2 separate regions of the Mus musculus genome follow, and region 2 is linked to region 1. Evidence: chromatin loops called from intact Hi-C (ENCODE). Cell type or tissue: heart. All regions are shown on one strand.

Region 1 (8,000 bases):
TACCACTGGGCTTACATTTTTATTTCCATGTTCAGTGCCTCGGATGAACCCTGGTATCTACTCCTGCACGTGTAAATTTGGCGATGAGGCTGGGGGCGGGGGAAACTTGGGGCTCTCCACCTAATTCAGGACATGAAGGAGAGTGGATTGAGTGTGGAATTCAAGATAGGAAAACGTTCTTGCTCATTTACAATCAACCGTTTTGCAGAAAATTTCTTCTGCAAAGAAGCCCCCATTTCTTTATATCTCTAGCTAGAGGGAAAACATGCTGTTTTGTTGAACAGGAAGACCCTCCTCTCAGCTTTGCTAAACCCATCGGGCTGGGAGAGAATACGGGTTTTAAAAAGTCACTTTTATAAAACCAGAAAATCATTGCTGTATCACATTTCTTACCTTAGAATGGTGTTTCTTAATGGCATAAAGAAAACACAGCATATTTGATGGGAATCCATTGTCTTCCCCCTCTTTAAATTATTTAGTAACCTGGGGTAGCTAAGAAATTGTCTCTGCTCCAATAATTTGCTATGCTAATTGTGGCCAGCAAATGAGTAACTATAACCAATTACTCAAGGCTGGAAAGGGCTGAGCCGATGTTGGGGGTTAAGAGTGCAATTCGGTGGCTCGGCCTCCCAAACCTTCACTCAGAATCTCTCTGAAGACTCAAGAAGAAAAGCTTTGCAACCAGAATCGAGGGGGACCAGTTTTCTGATGGTGTCCTGGGGGACTCGAATGAAAGTCAAGCAATTTGAAGAATCTCCTCAGGTTGTACTCAGCGGAACTCCTGACCTCTGCTTCGTCCTATCTGTCGTAAGCCTTTATCAGGAGGAGATGCCAAATCACAGGCCATTTGGTGGCGTATAATTGCTTGACACTGACAGCGAGGGCTATATATCTTCTGTGTAGACAGAGGAGTGGGCACTTTAAATAGCAGAAGACGGATGACAAACACACATCACCATAACCATGAAAGGAAATCAAAGCAACACAACACCAAGACGGATACCAAACTAAAGCAAAATATGGATTGAGTAGAGATGGAGGGACATGATTAATAATGTACTGCTTCTAATCACATCTTCCCATATATACCAAAAACACTGAAAATTATGGAGGAAAGAAGGAGTGGAGGGGAGGAAAAAAAGGAGTTAGGTGAGGAAGGAGGGGGAGGGAAGGAGGAAGACAAGAGAACTGGGAAGGACAATTCAGTGAAGCCTTGATGTGGTCTGCGATGGTGTATAAGCTCTGAGATAAGCATGTGGCATGCTGTGATCAATGTATGAAGCACTGTGATTGGAGTATAAAGCGCTGTAATGAATACATGAAGTATTGTGATCAGTGAATAACACACTGCCATCAGCACATAGAACGCTAATCAGAGTATGCAGCACTGTGATTGGTGTATGCAGCGCTGTGATCTGTCTTGTGGCTACAGTATTCAGTGATCCTGAACTGTCCTAAGAGAAAGATCTTCAGTCTCCACTTTCTTGCCATCTGCCTAAGGAAAGTCTCAGGGTTAGTCTGTCTGTAAGTATTCTTTAATACTCTGTAACTCTAAACACAGGACAAAAACACAGCAAGTGCCAGGCCCTGACCTTCAGCACATAGTACCTAGGTCAGATTTAATTACCCCACTCTAATATATATATGGAGGGGTGTGTATTTATACATATGTGTGGAGCCAGTATGTGTTTATATTTTCATGGTCACATATGTGTGGCTGCACATGTATGGTGGTGCATGTGTGCATGTGTGTGCGCATGAATGTGGTAGTCCAGAGTTGAAGGCAAATGTCTTCTTCAATCAATCCCCCCTTACTTACGGAGGCAGGGTCTCTCTTTAACCCTAAAGGTCTCCAATTCTGGCTAGTCTCACTAGCCAACTTGCCAAGGGGATCTTTACGTCCCGGGTTCTGGAATTACTGGCAGCCAGTCCTCTTGCCTGGCTGATCCACTGGATCATATCTACAGTCTCTAAGTTATTCCCTCTGGGTACCTTCTACTTATGCAAGGGAAAAGGTTTACATTTGTGATTGTAACATTATTGAGATCTCTTTACTTCCATTTACATAAACAGAGATAAACACAAATGAGATAAATAAGGGGGTGTGGGCCTGGAGGTCCATCCCATATACAATCACCAAACCCAGACACTATTGTGGAAGCCAACAAGAGCTTGCTGATAGGAGCCTGATATAGCTGTCTGCTGTGAGGCTTTGCCAGTGCCTGACAAATACAGAAGTGGATGCTCACAGTCATCCATTGGACGGAGCACAGGGTCCTCAATGAAGGAGCTTGAGAAAGTACCCAAGGAGCTGAAGTGTTTTGCAGCCTCATAGAAGGAGCAACAATATGAATTAACCAGTACCCCCAGAGCTCCCTGGGATTAAACCACCAATCAAAGAAAACACATGGTGGGACTCATGGCCCTAGTTGCATATGTAGCAGAGGATGGCCTGGTCGGTCATCAATGGGAGGATAGGCCCTTGGTCCTGTAAAGGCTCTATGCCCCAGTATAGGGGAATGCCAGGGCCAGGAAGCAGGAGTGGGTGGGTTGGTGAGCAGGGGGAGGGGGGAGGGGGAGAGGATGTTTTGGGAGAGGAAACCAGGAAAGGGGATAACATTTGAAATTTAAATAAAGAAAATATCTAATTTAAAAAAAAATAAGGGGGTGTGGGGCAGAGGGAGGGGCAGGCTGACAGAGTAAACAGTAATGGGTCCAGAGTGGTCCAGAGAAAAATTTCTCGTAAGAACACTGAAACACTTTCAATCAGAAAATATCAGCTTAAAGGCTACCCTAATCCCTACCTTAAAGCTTACCCTAATCATTTTACACATAAGGAAACCAGGGCCTGGGGGTCAGCAGGAATCACCCAGTCCACAGTATGAAATGGTAGACACAAACTTAATCTAAAACTTCGTTCTCCACCTCCATTACCTCTAACCTTACTTAATTTGTAGGTCTTTCCAAGTCTGTGTGTGTTAGAATTGCTTAAATGTATCTGCTTTAAGAATCCAAGAACAACGGATGCACCCACAAAGGCAGTTGGAAAACTGAACAAACTGCAGGACCATGGTGACATCTAGTGGTAATCTTTGGTAGTGCACCTGTCTAGAAGACCTTTGATTTAATCAGGCTTACCATGAAAGCAGAAATATTCTTTTGTACACTGTTCCCTAGTTTGAGTTTGTCTGCTATGGTTATGAGATATACTTGAACAGTAATCCCACATATAGGATTATATGCTGAAGAATATATATATATATATATATATATATATATATATATATATTCAAATCATAGCAAAAGGCACATGACAAAGGCTTGTCATGGCACTGGTTATATTGAGTGTTTGGTTACAGTGGTCCTGACCACCAAGATTCCATCTTAGAAAGCTGCTGTGAATTCTCTTCTAATTAATAAGGGATTCATGGAGTAACAATGTTCGAGTTTGCAAAGCTGATGTTTTTGCTTGAAACCTCAATGAAGTAACAGTTGCAAAATAGTAACCTAATGCTGTCATTTTTTACTCTAATTTTACTCATTAGGATTTTAACATAAAAAGGGAACCTTCCCTATACTCCCATTTTTTATTAATTAATTCTTACATCATCCAGAGTCTTAGATTTCATGAGCTGACTCAGGTATAGATGACATCATCTGTATCTGAAGTGTCAGACGTAGATTACAGTTCTACATTAATTACAGAGTATATCTAAAGCTTCCTAATTTGCTGCAGTGGAGATTGGACTAGGGTGCCATGCATGTGAGGCTATTGCTCTGCCTCTGAGCCACAAAGCGAGCCCTCTGAACCTTTACACAACCTGTATCCAGGCCGAGCCCTTGCCTTAACCCCAACTATCACGCTTAATTTTGAATAAAGGAAGTGTAGTGTGAACCAGAGAAATGTCCTGAAATATAACCCTGCCTATCCAAAAAAAAGAAAGAAAAAAAGAAAAAAGGGAAAGAAAGAAAGAGAGAGAGAGAGAAAATAAGAGAGAGAGAGAGAGAGAGAGAGAAAGGAAGGAAGGAAGGAAGGAAGGAAGGAAGAAAGAAAGAAAGAAAGAAAGAAAGAAAGAAAGAAAGAAAGAAAGAAAGAAAGAAAGAAAGAAAGAAAATGGAGTTTCAATTGGGAAGTTGTCTATTGGCACTGGGGTTTTTTTTTTTTTTCCATTTTTTATTAGGTATTTAGCTCATTTACATTTCCAATGCTATAACAAAAGTCCCCCTTACCCACCCACCCCCACTCCCCTACCCACCCACTCCCCCCCTTTGGCCCTGGCGTTCCCCTGTACCGGGGCACACAAAGTCTGCGTGTCCAATGGGCCTCTCTTTCCAGTGATGGCCGACTAGGCCATCTTTTGATACATATGCAGCTAGAGTCAAGAGCTCAGGGGTACTGGTTAGTTCATAATGTTGTTCCACCTATAGGGTTGAAGATCCCTTTAGCTCCTTGGGTACTTTCTCTAGCTCCTCCATTGGGAGCCCTGTGATCCATCCATTAGCTGACTGTGAGCATCCACTTCTGTGTTTGCTAGGCCCCGGCATAGTCTCACAAGAGACAGCTACATCTGGGTCCTTTCGATAAAATCTTGCTAGTATATGCAATGGTGTCAGCGTTTGGATGCTGATTATGGGGTGGATCCCTGGATATGGCAGTCTCTACATGGTCCATCCTTTCATCTCAGCTCCAAACTTTGTTTCTGTAACTCCTTCCATGGGTGTTTTGTTCCCACTTCTAAGGAGGGGCATAGTGTCCACACTTCAGTCTTCATTTTTCTTGAGTTTCATGTGTTTAGGAAATTGTATCTTATATCGTGGGTATCCTAGGTTTTGGGCTAGTATCCACTTATCAGTGAGTACATATTGTGTGAGTTCCTTTGTGATTGTGTTACCTCACTCAGGATGATGCTCTCCAGGTCCATCCATTTGGCTAGGAATTTCATAAATTCATTCTTTTTAATAGCTGAGTAGTACTCCATTGTGTAGATGTACCACATTTTCTGTATCCATTCCTCTGTTGAGGGGCATCTGGGTTCTTTCCAGTTTCTGGCTATTATAAATAAGGCTGCTATGAACATAGTGGAGCATGTGTCCTTCTTACCAGTTGGGGCTTCTTCTGGATATATGCCCAGGAGAGGTATTGCTGGATCCTCCGGTAGTACTATGTCCAATTTTCTGAGGAACCGCCAGACTGATTTCCAGAGTGGTTGTACAAGCCTGCAATCCCACCAACAATGGAGGAGTGTTCCTCTTTCTCCACATCCTCGCCAGCATCTGCTGTCACCTGAATTTTTGATCTTAGCCATTCTCACTGGTGTGAGGTGGAATCTCAGGGTTGTTTTGATTTGCATTTCGGCACTGGGGTTTTTTTTCTTCAAAAAAATGTTAATGTTGTGCAAGTTATAAAAGTATCAGAAAGCAGTCTAAGCAAAGAAGATCACAGGACTATGACAGTTCTGTAATACAAGTGGGGACCCTAAGGGACACATAGTGTGTTAGTCAATGTTCACAGACATACTAGGGACAAAGGGACATTATGTTTGTACTTATTCTCAAAAGGTTCTGTATGTTTTGTTGAGAAACAGAAAGCAAATATGAGAACTGGAGAAACGGCTTGTGGCTATGAGCACTGGCTGCTCTTGCAGAGAACCCAGGTTCAATTCCCAGCACCCACGTGGGGTCCAGAAGCACCTGTGACTCCAGTTGCAAGGGATCTGGCATCCTCTTTTGGCATCTGTGGGCACCGGTCTCTCTCTCTCTCTCTCTCTCTCTCTCTCTCTCTCTCTCTCTCTCTCTCAACACACACACACACACACATACACACACACACACACACACACACACACACACCACACATACAGGCAAAACACTCATACACATAACATCCCCAAAAAGGATTCTTTTAAAGCAAGCAAGCAAATGTGTCTAGATGTCCACCACAGTTGAAGGGTGGGTAAGGATTTAGCAACTTTCCTGTAAGTTTGAAATTATATAAAATAAAAGTTGGCCAATGAGGAAAAAAAAATGAGATTTTAAGGAATTTTAAAATACTTTGTTAGAAAACAACCAAACCAAAATAAAGGGGTAAAAACTACACTCGTGTCTAGAGACTTGAGAATTTCAAAGCAGCAGAGCCTCAATTTCTTTTCATGACTCTGAATAGTTTGAGGTAAAGTGTGACTCTTTTCATTAGGGAATTACCCTGCTAGTCAAGGAAATCTATTATACATTATTAGTTGAGATTCCCAGGCTGTCTGAAAAATCCCTCAAAGGCACACACATGTGTATGAAAGCTCACACAGATAATATCGTGATGTACAGAAGACGATATCCAGGCAGAGTCCTAGCCTTGAACCCAACCACCCGCCTTTTATTTTGACTAAGGGGAGCTGGGAGCGAACCTAAAGTGTGCTCTGAAGTGCAATCCTTGCCACCTTAAAAAAAGAGGGAATACTAGTTGGGAATGGGATTTATTGGATGTGGGGATATAGGGTGATGGTCCAAAAGAGAACTAATTTGGCCATCAAATACTGGCTTATGTTACATTCTCTTAAGTGAATCTACCCTCCTGTAAGTCCGGTATATCATCTGCATTTAAATCACCCCCACCCAGGGTTAACAGGAGCAAGTGTGCTGGCTGACCTGTCTCTAGGCCAGACACGACATTTGGGGTGGTTTGGGACCAATGCATGATGGGGCTCAGTGTTCTGCTTCCATCCCACCCCACTCCTCCACCCGGAGACTCTCGTTCTCCATTGCTTGTTCTTGTTGTTGCTTCCAGGGAGTAGGTATTGTTTAAGAAAAGAAAAAATGGTCCGGGACTTAGAATTCAATAGTCATGAATTAAAATGACCATTTGGGCCCTGAGAAGACGGCTTCATGGGTAAAGAACTGCAGTTGTAAGCATGAAGCCGTGAGTTCTGATCTCCAGAATGTAGGGACTCTGGCCAGAGTCATAACATGGGGTCTCCCCTTGTACACTTATAAATTGCCATTTTCCTATGTGCCACATCTCTCTCCATTCTACCCAGAGGCAGTCCTTTGTATTTGTATTTGCCTTCAGAGACAAATACCCCTGCCCCCTTTTCCCTCCCCTTCTCCCTCATCCTCTATCCCCTGTATTTGTCTCTTATTCCTACCTCTGTCCCTCAAGAGTAAATAAATGTCCTCTGTGCTGAGAACTTGGTCTTGAGGGTCCTGAGCTGATATTTTTCCTAACATTGAACCCATGTAAATCTGAGAGTACTGGCCTGTGTATTTAACCCCAGTGCATCATTTACACTTAGATAGGAGACAGAGGCAGCAAAATCCCTGGACGCTTGCAAGCCTGGTACATAAAGGATGCAGGAGACTCTGTCTAAAACAAGGTGGGAGATGAGAACTGACCTCATATACACACTCACACTCACACACTCACACACACACACACACACACACACACACACACACACACATCTTTACATTTTTAATCTTCCAGCGGGTTTTTTTTTTTTTTTTTTTTTTTTTCCGAGACAGGGTTTCTCTTTATAGCCCTGGCTGTCCTGGGGCTCACTTTGTAGACCAGGCTGGCCTTGAACTCAGAAATCCGCCTGCCTCTGCCTCTCCAGTGCTGGGATTAAAGGCGTGTGCCACCACGCCCGGCTCTTCCAGCTTATTTAACCACTGTGAAAAGTCAGTTTCTCTGGCTGCTGCTCTGAGCAGCTGCTCTGTAGGTGGCGCTATTATACACGACGACTAACACCTGACCCACCTCTTGCCTAGCCTGCCAGAGTTCGTCAGCAGTTCCTAGCTTCCAATCAATTGGAAGGGCTGCAGGCCTTACATTCTCCACCAAACAACAGGGACCTCCTAAGAATCCAATCTTCTACATCAAGCTCAGATTTCCTAACACAATACCCCAGTTCCTCCATGACCTCAAAGGCCCCGACTATCTCCACCCTACACCCCGCCCCCTGCTTCCTTCCTTTTGCCTTCTCTCCCCTCGTGCCCGTGCCCTAGTT
Region 2 (8,000 bases), 950 kb before region 1:
GAGGGCTAAAATGGCAGAAACAGACTCAGGCCAGCCACCTGCTTTCCTTAACAACAGAAGAAACTGCAGCCTGCGATTTCCCTGCTTGCAAGCATCAGGGTGCGGCAGTATTCACTTTTGTACTGGGAACCTTTACTCCCCTAGTTTCTCAATGTGGGAACATCCTTTGACACCCTGTCTGTGGGAGCTGAGTTTTTCCTTGCCTCCAAGCACATCCCTCTCCTTCTCCCTGGCAGACCTGCTCTGGGGCCCTCACTCGGCTCCCACTCAGTCTCTTACATCTTGAAGTCATGTGCCATCAAGGTATTAGTGACCCTGGGATGCCTTCCATTAGCCCCATTCTGACAGTGCTCATTCAAGGGGATGAGGGACCCAGGGCACACAAGTGAGGTGTCCTGCAGGATCCAGGATGCACTTTAATGAAACTTGACATCTTTCATATGGGACTGTTCTTGACAAAAGGGTAGGGTGATGTAACTCTTAACCTCCTCGGAGAAAGATAGAAGAATACTCTGTCTCTCTAGGGGTTTTCAAGATGGCACTGTCCATACATCCTGTATCTGTTTTGGGAACATTGTTATTATTTGGTGCCTCAGTTTTGTATCTGAGCAGTGAGGCGGTTAGCTAAACCTTGGGAAAATTAGAATGCAGCTCTCGAATATGTGAGCAGGACAATGTGGGCTGCCTCTGACCTTCACTTGCACATCGTTATTGGCTCTGACGTCTACCCATTGTGGTTTGTGTGAGCAAATCCACTCTCTTCTGAGTATGGCTCCTCATCTGTGAAATGGCAGTTATAATGACAGCTGTGATAGCATGATGCTAAGCCTGGAACTCAGGGATTATACATAGTGCAAGGCCCAGGAGAGATTGCTGTTTCTAGTGTTATTATTTGAATAGATCTTTTAATTTCCCCAGGCTTTTGCATAGCTCTTACTTGGAGCTTCAAGCCTCGCAGAGACTCTTCCTGGAAGTCAATGTCATCTAATAGCTGAAAAAAAGGAGGGTCATATCAGATCTGCAGGCTGAGTGGCTTGCCCATTCCTGGACTCAGGAGATCTGCTTTAAAAACCAGTCGAAGGAGTTTCTCAGCTGCAGGTGTAGCCCATGGTCAACACATATGAGATGTTGCTCCACCTCAATGTGGTCTGATCCCATAATAAAGACTTGTGTTGACATCTTACTTTTCTTCAAGGTCTTGATCAAGTTTTTAAGTCTATAAAGGGAACTACTTTCCAAATTCATCTTCTTTTCTTTGAATTTTGGACATACGCCTTATTTAACTAACACTTGGTAGTATCATATTGTAACTGAACCATGATTGACTGTGAACCTGTAATGAGCCATGTGTGTTCTTATATCCAACCAGATCAGAGTCATTATACGCCAGAAATTGACATGGATTAACAATATTAACAACAGCTTCATGATTCTAATCTCATTTAACCTTATAAAAGTTCTATGAGGTAGATGCTACTATAGTCCTTTCTTTTATCACAAGAACACCAAATCTGGGAGGACAGAAGTAACTTATCTGAGGCTAGAGAGCTAAAAAGTGGATCTGCGAGTTCTTAGCTAGTGCTCTCTTTCCCTTATCCCATTTTATTAGAGTTTGATTCTCTGGTTCATAATTTTATACTCTCAGATGTTCTCCCATGGCAGGTCTGTGCAGTAAGAGCGGCAAGAACAGGAGAACTCTGGGAATTTGCAAGCTGAGTTGGGAGAGCCTGGCGAAGGCTCATTGCCTCTGTTGAAGAAATGTCCAGGTTTGTTAAATGTGTCTATTCAGAGCTGCCCTGTGGATCAGCCATACACTAGGGTTGACATGATGGAGAACATTGAAGAGTGTCTTCTTCACTCGTAGTTAACCCATCCCAGGCTGTTTTGGTATATTCCCTTATCTGCAGTTGTCAAGAGCAACTTTCCTATGAATACTCCTTGCCTGCTGCTTATGCCAAGGGAGTGGATATTACCAGGGATCAGCTAGGACTTGGAATTTTATAGGATATCTCTGGAATTGGGAGCAGCAATAGACGTACATGCCACTGGGAACCACAGTGGACTTGAACTACGGGCCCATCTATAACTGAGACGGGGAGCCTATGGTTGTACAAAACTATCTGTGGGTCATAGGATTACTGCTATGTATCCCTAACCCCAAATTTCTGGTTCAAGTTCAAGAAAGAAACTCATGACTTCTGCTCAAGGCACACACTGCAAAGTATCAGGGCTGGAAGAGACTAAGCAAGCATAGAATGTTGTTTTATTGACTCTCATTCTGTGTCTATAGTGATGGTGAACACCATGAATTGATGGTAATGTTTCCCCTGGACAGGCTTAGATGTAGCCTCAGGCTCTTCTAATGCACCGTGAGCAGCCATGGAGTTGGTAGAACCTTCAGCTTTGAGCTGGACTCTTTTTTTTTTTTTTAATGGCTGACTCTCACTTGCACTGTGATAATGGAGGTCAGAGGTATCCTGCATGGTCAATAGGAGAGCTTCTTTCTCTGTTGGGTGTAATTAGGAAGGTGTTAGAGGGACCAGAAATGATAGGGTACCAAGCTGGAGTCTCGTCTTGATGCCACAAGAACGTGAGTGATCTTAGGTTAGGCATGACCTCCTCTGACCTTAGTTTGCCTCCCCTGAAATGAAAGGCTAGAGAGGACTGAGAGATGACATGGCTTGCTTTCAGATGTGTGGCCCTGGGACATTTTTTCTGCAATGTTGAGATATTTACATTACTTATGCCCCAATTCTTTGAGGACAGACATGGGACAGTCTCATTGCCACCCTACATACCCATATTCCTCGTAGACATTGGTGGCTCTTCACAGCTCTCTACCTGAACCTGTATGGATTTGACTATAGATGCCTCAGCACACGTTTTGGCAAAGATTATAGACAGCTACTGACAACCTACTGGGGTTTGTAGTTAAAAGTAAATGACAGAGTATAAATGGTATGTAGAAACAGTAACTTTGTGGAGGTGATTGAAAGTCAGGTCTTCACAGAAGGATGAAAGAAGAAACAACAGAAAAAGAAATGAGGAACGAAGATTACCTCGTCTTCAGGAAATTCCGTTTTATTTTGCTTTGGAAAATGCCACCCAGGGCTTCCTAGCTTCAGGCAAAGTCTGCCAGCTCACCTGGAACTTTGCTGCCTTTTCTAGGAATGAAGACCATACTGGAGGAATTCAGGAGTGAGGCTCAGGAAAAACAGAGAGTTGAAAATGGACCGAAATATCAAACAAGGCCAGAGGGCTACATTGCTATTTCAGACCAGTTGCGGTTTGACTGGCCTGAATCTGTGGAGACTTGCTTCCAGGCCTTCAGCTACAGGTTTGGCATTTCATCTGCTAGATGGCGCTGTACTCTAAGGAAAGGCATAGTCAGTCCTGCTTGACTTGGAGCCTGGGGAAGGCAGAACAACTGGGCAAGGCCAGCCTTTGCCCTGCAGCACCAACTCCTTCTGCCGGGGTGCCTCTTACTCTCTTTTCTATCTTTTCTATTTTATTTTGTAGTGTGGTAATGTTGTATGCTAAATCTGATAAGTTACAAGGCCTTTGTATCCTGGACAAAAGTGAGACAAAATGAGAAGTACATACATAAGACACACACACACACATACACACACACACACACACACACACACACACACACACACACACACACACAGAGTGGGGGGCAGAGAGAGGAGGAGAGAGAGAGGCAGAGAGATGGAGAGACAGAGAGAGAGACATACAGAGAGACAGACAGAGAGAGAAAGAGAGAGACAGAGACAGAGAAGAGGAAAGGGGTAGAGGTGATGACATTTAGGTCTCCTTGAAACCTCAACTGGTCTGTGGCCTTAACTTGACCAAAGGCCCTGGAAAATAGAAACAGTTCTCTCTGCATCTTGCCTCCTGAGTTGGATGCCTGGGGCTCCAGCTTTACACTGAAGCCCTCTAACTGAGATCTATCCAAGGCCAAGCTACTACACATAGGCACCAAGATCCAGTTTTCTGTGCAATTTTGATGCTAGGCTGCCAGGCAGGCTCCTGGTGTGCACATGCAGCCAGGGATAGAGTTTGCAACCCCCTTTATGGTATCAGTAGCCAGAAGGAGTGGAAACAATGATAAAGAGGGAGTGTGTAAACCAGGAGGGGACATAATGGCAGCAAGAGGAGAGAGAGGGATAAGGGAGGAGAGGACCAAGAATGGGGGTGAAGGGTGTGGGAAAGGAAGGATCACACAAGGAGGACCAGGCATCCAGAAAGAAAGGGCAGTGGAGAGATGAGGGCACACTGGTGCTGGATGGGAAGGCGGTGGGGGGCAGGAAGAGGTGAGAAGTGGAGTGAAGCTTTTCCAGTAAACATGAAAGCGGAGACACAGACCCAGCAGAGGAGGACAGCTCTGCTGGGCAAACAAGAAAACAGAGAGCGAGAAACGGCTGGGAACTGCAGAACCCCCCCCCCCCCCCCCGACAAGACAAGGTTCCTCAAAGGAGCACAGCCACAGCAGTGAGGATGTTGCAGAAGAAGTTAGTCAGGAGATGGGCAAGGAGACATTGAAGCAGAAAGGGAAGGAGAAGCAAGGGAGCAAGAGAGCAGAGCTGAATTTAGAAAGGGAGAAAAAAAAAGTGAGCAGAAACAATATGTTAAAAGCCTTCATGGGGAGGGCAAAGGCATAGGGAAAGAGCTGTTTATAGAATGTTTACATTAGAGCCTTAAAAACCGGAATGTGTGTCTTGGAGTATAGCCATTGTCTAGGAAACACAGCATGGCTTTTAAGCAAATGGTGGAGTCATCAGGGCCACACAGAGCAGATCACACTGGCCTGCTTTGTGGGCTTGCCCAGAGCTGCCTTCTTGTTGGCGGCCAGCCGGGGATGGAGGCTAGCTACCTGCTGGGCCTGCTGTCTGACAGAGGGCTATCCCTGTTCAGTTCATGGTGCTTTGAGTCCAGACGCATCCGTTCCTCTTGCAGGCTAAGAATTGCATCAGGATGCGGTCCGTTTGAAGCTGCTTCGAGACAGATGTCGGGTAGAGTAAGAGGAGAGACATGGTCAAAGGCATCCTAGGGTGGAGGTGAAAGGACAGGTCCTTGGAGTCTGGTGGCCACAGTTCGGTTCTGAGGTTTCTTTGTTTTTTATTTTATTTTATTATTATTTTTTTTTATCACGCTACCATGTAAACTAGCACATGTCTGTTTGCTGCTTTGAGCCTTTGGTAAGTGATCTATAAACTTTGCATTTTGTGGGGTTGAGAGACAGCTCAGTCAGTCAAATGCTTGGTACCTAAGCGCAAGGCTACAACGTTCAATTCCCAGACCGCTCTTAAAAAAAAACAAAAAACAAAAAAACAAACAAAAAAACAACTGGTGTTGAAGATACTTAGTGCACACTTAGCTCAGCACAGGGAGGTAGAGACTGGCAGATTCTTGGGAATCACTGGTTAGCCAGCCCACCTTGCTCTCTGTACCAAGCCAAGAGATCTTATCCCCAAACCCAAGGTGGATGGCTCCTGAGAAACATCCCCTGAGGTTGACTTCTGGCCTACATGTTCTCTGTTCCCGACATGTACCCCCTTCCCCACATACACATGAATAGCACCTCACCTGCACCCCTCGTTGATCATCACAGCTATCTGTGGTGATGCTGAGAGGCTCAGTGAGCTGATGTATGCGCTTAACAGGGCGACGGTTCCTATTCATGCCCACTCAGTGTTGGCTGGCCTGCTACGTATGATAATGAGGACCAGACAACAGTGTGTGTGTTCTGGGGGATCTGCCCATGAGTGCAGAGGAAGGGGCTTAGATGTGAAGATGTTTGAGCAAGGGAATGCTTTGTACAAAGTGTTCTGTGAGGATAATGAATTACATGGTGGCCTGTGGGCTGTTTGGGAAGTGTGTGTGTGTGTGTGTGTGTATGTGTGTGTGTGTGTGGGGGGGGGCTATGAGAAAAGAGGCAAGGACGGGGGAGTCGAATCACTATGAAAAATATCAAGGGTATTATGAAAGGCATCTGAGTGCTTGGTGATTGGATGGCTAGATAGGGAGAGACGGGCATTTCAAACTTGACTCTGAGGGTTTGAGGCCAGGGGCAGGAAACAAAGCCAACACATTGTATATCTTTAAAAGTATTGAAAAAGCCAAAACCAAATAAAAATACGGAACAGAGACATATAATCTGCGGCATCTAAAATGTTTATGATCCCCCTCCACACACACACACACTTTAAACAAAGAGTTGCCATGCCCTGGCATGGCCTAAGGACCTTGGAAAACTGTGTTCTAGAGATAAGGCCGGGAGGGAGATTCTGAGTAGATGGAATACAGCACCTCACAGGAAGTCGCAGTGATGATTAAACCTAGGGCAAGGCCGGGATGCTGAATGATGCGTCAGTTGTGAGCCACACATTCATTTCAGAAATAACTGTTTGAATGTGAGCTTAGGGCACAAATAGATCTCACTGGAATCCTAGCTACCTGTGACCCTCACCAAATGACCAGGCTCTGGGTCTCAGCTTTCTCATCTGTGAAACTGGGACAATAATACTTTAAAGGTTAAATGCAGAGGTGCAGGGGACGTATTTGAACAGTGTCTGGCAAACACAATCACAGCCTTTATTATTATTAAACATGGAAAATTCTATCAGGAAACAATGGTTTGTTTGTGCGGGGAACATCTATTGGTCTTGCCATCATTAGTAGTGTATCAGTCTTGAAGTTATTAGAACTTAGGTGTCTGATCTTGGGACCAAACTTCTCTCACTATAATCTTGGTTAGGATTTTTTAAAAAAAGAATTAAAACAACAACAACAACAACAACAACAACAACAACAACAACAATAACAACATCAAAGCTTCCCTCTCTCCCAACCCATCCCAACCCAAACCAAAATAAATAACTCACACACAAAACCAATTTCTTTATTTTTTTCTTCAGTTCCTTTCCCCCCATGTGGTCACAAACAGATTGACTTCTCTTGAGCATTTGTTACAGCTGGGTCTCCTCCTCTCTTCTTTAAGAATCTCAAAAGTTTGAAGACTGATTCCATTTTGCTCCTTCCCTATTCCCAGAGTTTTTGAGTCTCAAGTGTCAAGTTTCCTCCGCCTGGCCTCCTTAGGCCGTTTCTCAACAGCATCATCAAATCAAATCTCTTCTGCAGCGTAGGCAGAGGTCGTTCCACCTCGGAAGCGTTTGTCCATGATTCTGCAAGCTTCAGTTCTGTCTTCCCACTAAGACTCTCTGAGAGCATGGAGCAGATCCCAGAATTTCTAATCCTCTCTGCAGCAAAGCCAGCCTCTTCCCACACTCCAAGAAACAGGAAAGGGGGAAAGCAGAATGTGGTCCTCACAGAAGCCTGGCCCTGGCCCCAGAGCCCTGTCTGTTCCTGTGATGTTCCACACCCTTGCTAGTTACTTACTGCCTCCCTGAGAGGCCATCGAGGGGAGAGAGCGATTAGGGTCATCAAGATAAGGCTTGAAATATTCAAACTGGAAGCAAAAAAAGGGCTGTTTTTCCAATAGTAAGCAATCAGGGAACAGGAGGATATAATTTGAAGATTAGGGAAGTGAACAAAGAACAGAAAATTAACTTTATAGCAACGAGGAGCACAGTCTGTTTGAAGAAATAAACCTCCGCAGAGCATTGTTGATAAAATCAGACTGTTGATTTAAACGAGGAAATATGAGCAAATCAGCTGGGGGTTTGGGCGATCTGTGGAAGTTGAGGGTGAAACTTTAGGCAAACCTGGAAAGCAGGTTTTCTGCATTCCAGAAACCTCATTCCTAAGTGAGAATGGATGAGCATGTGTGCATATATGGTAAGTGTGTGTGTGTGTGTGTGTGTGTGTGTGTGTGTGTGTGTGTGTGTGCATGCAAGTATGAATGTGTCTATGTAGATATGCATATGCATACATGTATCTAAGTGTATGTGTGTAAATGTGTATGTGTGTGCACATGCACATGTGTGTATGTGTATACATCAAGGGTATACAGAAGAGGGATGTATCTTACTGGG

Evidence for each region. A loop is a pair of places that touch in the nucleus more often than their neighbours do. Peaks named below come from ENCODE experiments on the same cell type or tissue, not always from the same donor. Only the 100,000 strongest peaks of a DNase experiment are listed, where the experiment ranks them.
Region 2: a loop joins it to region 1, with 7 times the contacts of the local background. A loop is called at or near these places in 12 of 42 quality-filtered maps.

What each region holds. Positions count from the first base shown.
Region 1 is chr11:44,581,297-44,589,296 of GRCm38, reverse strand. It overlaps 4930597A21Rik (RIKEN cDNA 4930597A21 gene), which reads right to left and starts at 2,980. Exons shown (of 4, transcript NR_126460.1): 1 at 2,947-2,980; 2 at 1,820-1,995. In heart, CTCF peaks have their summits at 3,080 (motif pointing left) and 7,705 (motif pointing right); a DNase peak (open chromatin) is centred at 7,806.
Region 2 is chr11:45,535,010-45,543,009 of GRCm38, reverse strand. No RefSeq gene overlaps it. Among named protein-coding and RNA genes, the nearest start is that of Gm22284, 100 kb to the left of the region's middle. In heart, a CTCF peak has its summit at 3,351; a DNase peak (open chromatin) is centred at 3,359; H3K27ac peaks cover 542 bases.